Regions from separate parts of the Homo sapiens genome. Here region 1 is linked to region 2. Evidence: chromatin loops called from intact Hi-C (ENCODE). Cell type or tissue: left lung. All regions are shown on one strand. Region 1 has its middle 3.4 kb from the start of PRAC1. Region 2 has its middle 2.5 kb from the start of IGF2BP1.

What was found. Peaks named below come from ENCODE experiments on the same cell type or tissue, not always from the same donor. Only the 100,000 strongest peaks of a DNase experiment are listed, where the experiment ranks them.
Region 1: it touches region 2 in a loop (2.6-fold over the local background); 13 of 110 quality-filtered maps call a loop at or near these places.

The regions. Positions count from the first base shown.
Region 1 is chr17:48,717,850-48,720,349 of GRCh38, forward strand. It overlaps a transcript of PRAC2 not described here. Among named protein-coding and RNA genes, the nearest start is that of PRAC1, 3.4 kb to the right of the region's middle. In left lung, no CTCF peak of the experiment used is centred here; a DNase peak (open chromatin) is centred at 1,207; H3K27me3 peaks cover 2,500 bases.
Region 2 is chr17:48,993,673-48,996,172 of GRCh38, forward strand. No RefSeq gene overlaps it. Among named protein-coding and RNA genes, the nearest start is that of IGF2BP1, 2.5 kb to the right of the region's middle. In left lung, no CTCF peak of the experiment used is centred here; no DNase peak of the experiment used is centred here; H3K27me3 peaks cover 2,500 bases.

The sequences.
Region 1 (2,500 bases), 280 kb before region 2:
AATCTAAAAATAGCACTTAGAAGACTGCAATAACTTGAGGAATTGCTTAGGACACAGAAAATGTACAGTATGTTTTCAAACCAAATTAGGTTGTGTATAACTAGGTTGAGGGGAAGGGGAACAAAAAGTAACTATTAACAGTGGTTAAAAATTATAAAACATACACGTTGAAACAATTTTTTTAATTTAAAAGGGGCTGTTTATAAAAAAGTTTTAAAAGTAGCTCTGTGTTTTAAGACCCGTGTTCTACTTGCTGCGATCGGGATAGTTTTTTTTTCCACTTTGAGGCTCTTTTTTTTTTTTTTTAAGGGGCAGGAACATCATTTTGCATCAGGCCCTGTAAAAAAAAAAAGGGGGGGGGGGTGGGTAGGAACCAGGATGTTGGGGAAAATTATTTCAATGTGTTGAGTCTGAAGCTTTTTGGAAAGCAATGTAGATGTGATCTCGTTTGCTCTGAATCGAATTCCACAGAAACCGCTGTGCCGAATACTGCAAATCCTTAACTTTCATAAACGCCGGCACCGAACTCAACGCAAAACTACCCAAGTGCCAAAGACCATTTCTGGGAAGCTCATTCCATGAGACCTTCGCATTTTTCCAAATCAAAGGCTTCCCTTCGGATCTAATTATTTCTCCTCTACAGGGCTGCGGGAGGGGGAGGGGATGTGAGACTAGGGCAACAGATTAAGATTGAAAGTCCTTTCTCGCAGCTTCATTTTCGCCCCCACACTGTCCCAAATGCTTAGAACCCTCCTCGTCAGAATGGGAACGGTGCCCCCGCTTGTCCTAAAAGACACAGACCAGGTCCGTGAACTTGACCCAGGCGCCCACGCCTCTTTTCCCCGAAGGTCAGACAAAGGCAGAAGGGTTGGCTGGATTCTTTCCCGGGCCGCGAAGGCCTGGGGATCGCAAGTTGAGGAGGAGAAGACCGCAAACCCCTTTGGTTCAAGCAAGCTCTGCGGCAGGTAAAAGGCAAATTGGTGGGGACGGGTAGGACAGGGAGAGCATTATCTGGCTAACTCCCGCAGGCCTCTTCCGATTTGTCGGCGGGGACCTGACTCCCTGCGGTGTCTCTGGCCCCAAATACGGAGGCCAGGAGCTTTTCGTTGTCTCGCCCGATTTGGTATCTTATTAGCCGGTGTCGCTGAGCCGCGGGGGACTCCCGGCTGGAAAGGAAGCCCTGCGCTCGAAGCGCCCCACGCCAGACGGAGTGGCCCCTGCGCCTCCCCGCGCGCCGGCGCGCCCTGTTCACCTTCGACTGGATGTTACCGAGCCAGGGAGAGACCCGGAGATCGAGTGTTTGATCTTCCCTTGCTCCAGGATCCTGAATTCTTTAAACACACTCGCACGCGCTCGCACACAAACACACACACACACACACACACACACACACACGCACACGCAGCACTACTACCGTCTGAGCAGGCCGCTCCTCGCAGCCTCCGCAGTCGGCGGGTCGCCTGGAAAGACGCGCCGGTTTCCCGGGTCGGATGGCTCTCCAGGCCGCTATTTCCTCCGCCACCGAGTAGGGAGACGCCCCATTTGCGAAGTTTAAGTTTCCAGGTCCTGGGAAGGCAGCTGGGAAACCCGCGGGGCTCGGCAGCCGCCCTGGTAGCAGCCAGGGATCGGATAGCGCGGCGGGCGACAGCCCCCCGGATAACCCCGCCGAGGGAGGGGCGCTTGTAAAACCGAGCGGCGACGGCCTCGTTACGACCGACTCGAACATTCTCTAATAAATCATCGGCCTTAGCTAGTATTCGTTTGTGTACGCATCTGTTTATCCTGATTATTAAAATAAATTAAGGATTAGACTGCCTAGAATAAGGTAAACGAACATGAAATGCCAAGGAGGAAAACAGAAAAAGTTACACCATGTCGATCCCGACCAAAACATTGGCCTGACTTGCCGGATGGCCTCAAGAATCCGGCTTTTAGCTGCAGGCCCGGCGGGTGTTCCCCGGAAGGCAAGGATTGGAAGCTCTTTGATAAAGCCGCGCGAGGCCCGGTTTCTCGCGTTTCGGGTCGCTCCACAGCCCCCTCCGCCCTTCCCCTCCACCCCTCCGCGTCTCGGCCTGGCTCCGGAGGGGTGAAGGAATGTTTATAGCCTGACTCAAGTTCAATGACAAAAACCTGCCTGGAATGGGAGGTGCGGCGAGCTTCAGCCATCAACATGACAAAGGCTGGACGCAGGTCTCGGGCGGGGGCGACGGGCTGGGCCCACCTAGAGATGGGGAGCTGAGGGCCCACAGGATGGGTACGGACCCCGCAGACCAAGAGCTGCCTCTCTGCCCTCAGCCTGGGGTCTGCGGAGTTTGGCGAGTAGTGCGGGTGTGTGCCCGCCTGGATGAGGGTAAGGCGATCAGCCTCTGAGTGGGCAAGGGGACGTCTGATTACTGCCCAGGCTTCGCCTGGGGGTCCAGGACCCTGTGAGATGCCCCTGCTCTCTGCCTGGCCAGCTCTAGCTCACCCGGAGTAAGGATCCGCACCGTCCTTCTATCCA
Region 2 (2,500 bases):
GTGTTTCTGAATTCAGATAATTAAATTCCATAACTAGACCAAACTGTTCTCCAGGAAAAAATAAAGAAGAGGAGGAAGAGGAGGAGAACAAGAAGAGGAAGAGGTATAACAGTATTAATATTACTATGTAGAATATACAATATATATTATATACGATATGTATTATAAAGGATAATTATTAAAGAAAAAACCATTTAATCCTGTAGCTATATTTTTAACTCTTACACAAGTGTAACTCTGCACTAAAGATTTATCTGTCCCAAAGAAGCAATGTAGAAAAAAAATTGAAAATAAATACAATATTTGATAGTAATCTTTAATGTTAACAAAAACAAAGAAAAGAAAGATGAAAAGTTATGGTACCTCAAGTCTGCCCATTTTTATCCCTAACCTAGGAATGTCAGTCTAGATAAGAAATAACCCTTAATGTGAGTGCTGGGCTCATTCAAAAGGGAGAGATGAAACACCAATCAATGTGATTTAGTTCCCCCAACCCCAGCCTAAAATAGCCAGGTCACTAAGGCAAAACTGATTTGGGGGCTAAAAAGATCTGTATCTCACCCCTGTTGTCTCCTCTCTTGTATTCTTGCAGCCTTTGCAGCTTCTGACTATACACACATAAGCCTTTTTTTGGGGGGTGGAGAGGATTAGAATTCAGTAAAACAGCTGATTTTTTAAAAAGAACTAATCAGTTTCAATTTAGCAATTATTGGTAATTTTTAATTAAATATTTAAAAGGATTTAAAAATAGCAGATTGTTCAAGTGAAATTTATATATTCTCTTCTAACGTTATCTTAAATACATTAAAACTGATTTCAGCTAACATTTAGTTAGTATATTTTTACATGGAAAAAAATCAACCTGAAAGTGAACTGAATTCACTGATTATTTTTAAAAATGTTGTTTCCCATTGACTCTAGGATAGTAAAAAGTGGACTGCATTTTATAGGAGTTTAGAGGTCTGGATGGAGATTTTTATGGGGTGTAACTTGCTTTTGTTTTAGGCATACAGAGGCAGAGTAGTGGATATGTCCCCCAGGGAGACAATCTGAGAAGTGCTTTTATTAGCACCTAAAGATTCAAATTAAATGAAAGAAACAGCACTTAAAGTTTCTGGGAACTGGGATGATCTGCCTAGTTGCCCTCCTCCTTGTTCCCCAATATAACAGAAAAGATTTAAGGAGATTGGGGCTCCTCTTTAGGAAAAGGCCAAGAAATACAACAGCCTTTTTGAGACCATCTTTTAGCCCTTTCAAAAGTCTACACACATCACCAAGAAAAGTTCCCGGGCAACAGAGCCACACGTTCTGGCCAAGATAATTTTTTCCCCCCTGGACTCTAATTTTCATCAATTCTCTTTGCTGTGCTGTTTGTATTAGCTTGTTTTTCATTTAAAAAAATGTTTATTGAGTGCCTACTATGTGGCATGCCTGTTTCCTACTCATTGGTTTGTTTAAAAATAATGCTTGTGACCAACAGCTAAGTATTAAGAGTCAGATAAGGGGGGAGGGTCGGAGGTGTGTGTGTGGGGGTGAGACACAGATGTCTCCCACCTTCTTGGACAGAAAATATTCTCTTTCTACTCAACAACAAATAGCTCCTAGTACTTTAATTCTTGTTGTTCCATGGGAAAAAAAAATCACAAAAACAAAAATCCGACAAACACGTGGCTGGGTAGAACAAAACGCTCATTGGGGAGGGTGGGCTCTAAGGTGGTGGAGGATATAGAGAAACCGAGTTGGAAGCCCTCCCCCGCCCCTAAGTCCCAGCCCCATTTCTTTTCAGCGCGCCGGGAAAACGGGGAGGGGGACAAAGGTGCTGCGTGCTGTCTTTCAACTCCCGACTTTTTGAATGGCATACAATCGTCCGGCCGCAGAGCGGTGAGCCAAAGTCGGAGTCAGCTCAGACTCTGCAAACGAAAAATAATAACAATAAAAAAAATTCAAGGCATTCATATCGGTGTAGTCAACACGTGTTGCGGAGTCGGCCCGGGCCGCAGGCGACTGAGACAATGGGGTCGGGGACTGGGGAAGGGGAGTGACCCCCTTCCTCACCTGCCCTCCCAGCACGCGTGCCCCCGCTAGAATTATCCTCCCTCCCACAGAGTCCGGAGTAACACCCCAGTTTTCGCCCTGTTCAAGGGGATTCCAGAATTTCTGGGGGTCGACCCCTCCTTTTTCCCCGTTCCCTGGGCGAGGGGGTTCCAGGGTCTCCGGGCCGCGCTCTCGGCCACCCCTGGCGCCATCCCAGCCTCCGCCGCTAGAAACTCGTTGGCCTCGCTCGCCGCTCCGCCGTGGAGCCGGGGCTTGCCCGTGGACCGCGCGTCCCGCTCTCCGCCGCGTATCCGGGACTCCGAAACGCGCGGCGAGCAGCCCCCTCCCCCACCGCCCAGACGGGGTGCGACCGCCCACGTGTCGCCCCTTGCCCAGTCGGGTCCTTCCCTCGGGCTCCGGGAGCCGGAGGATCCGGAATGAGTTGGTCAAAGCCGAGGGAAGGGAC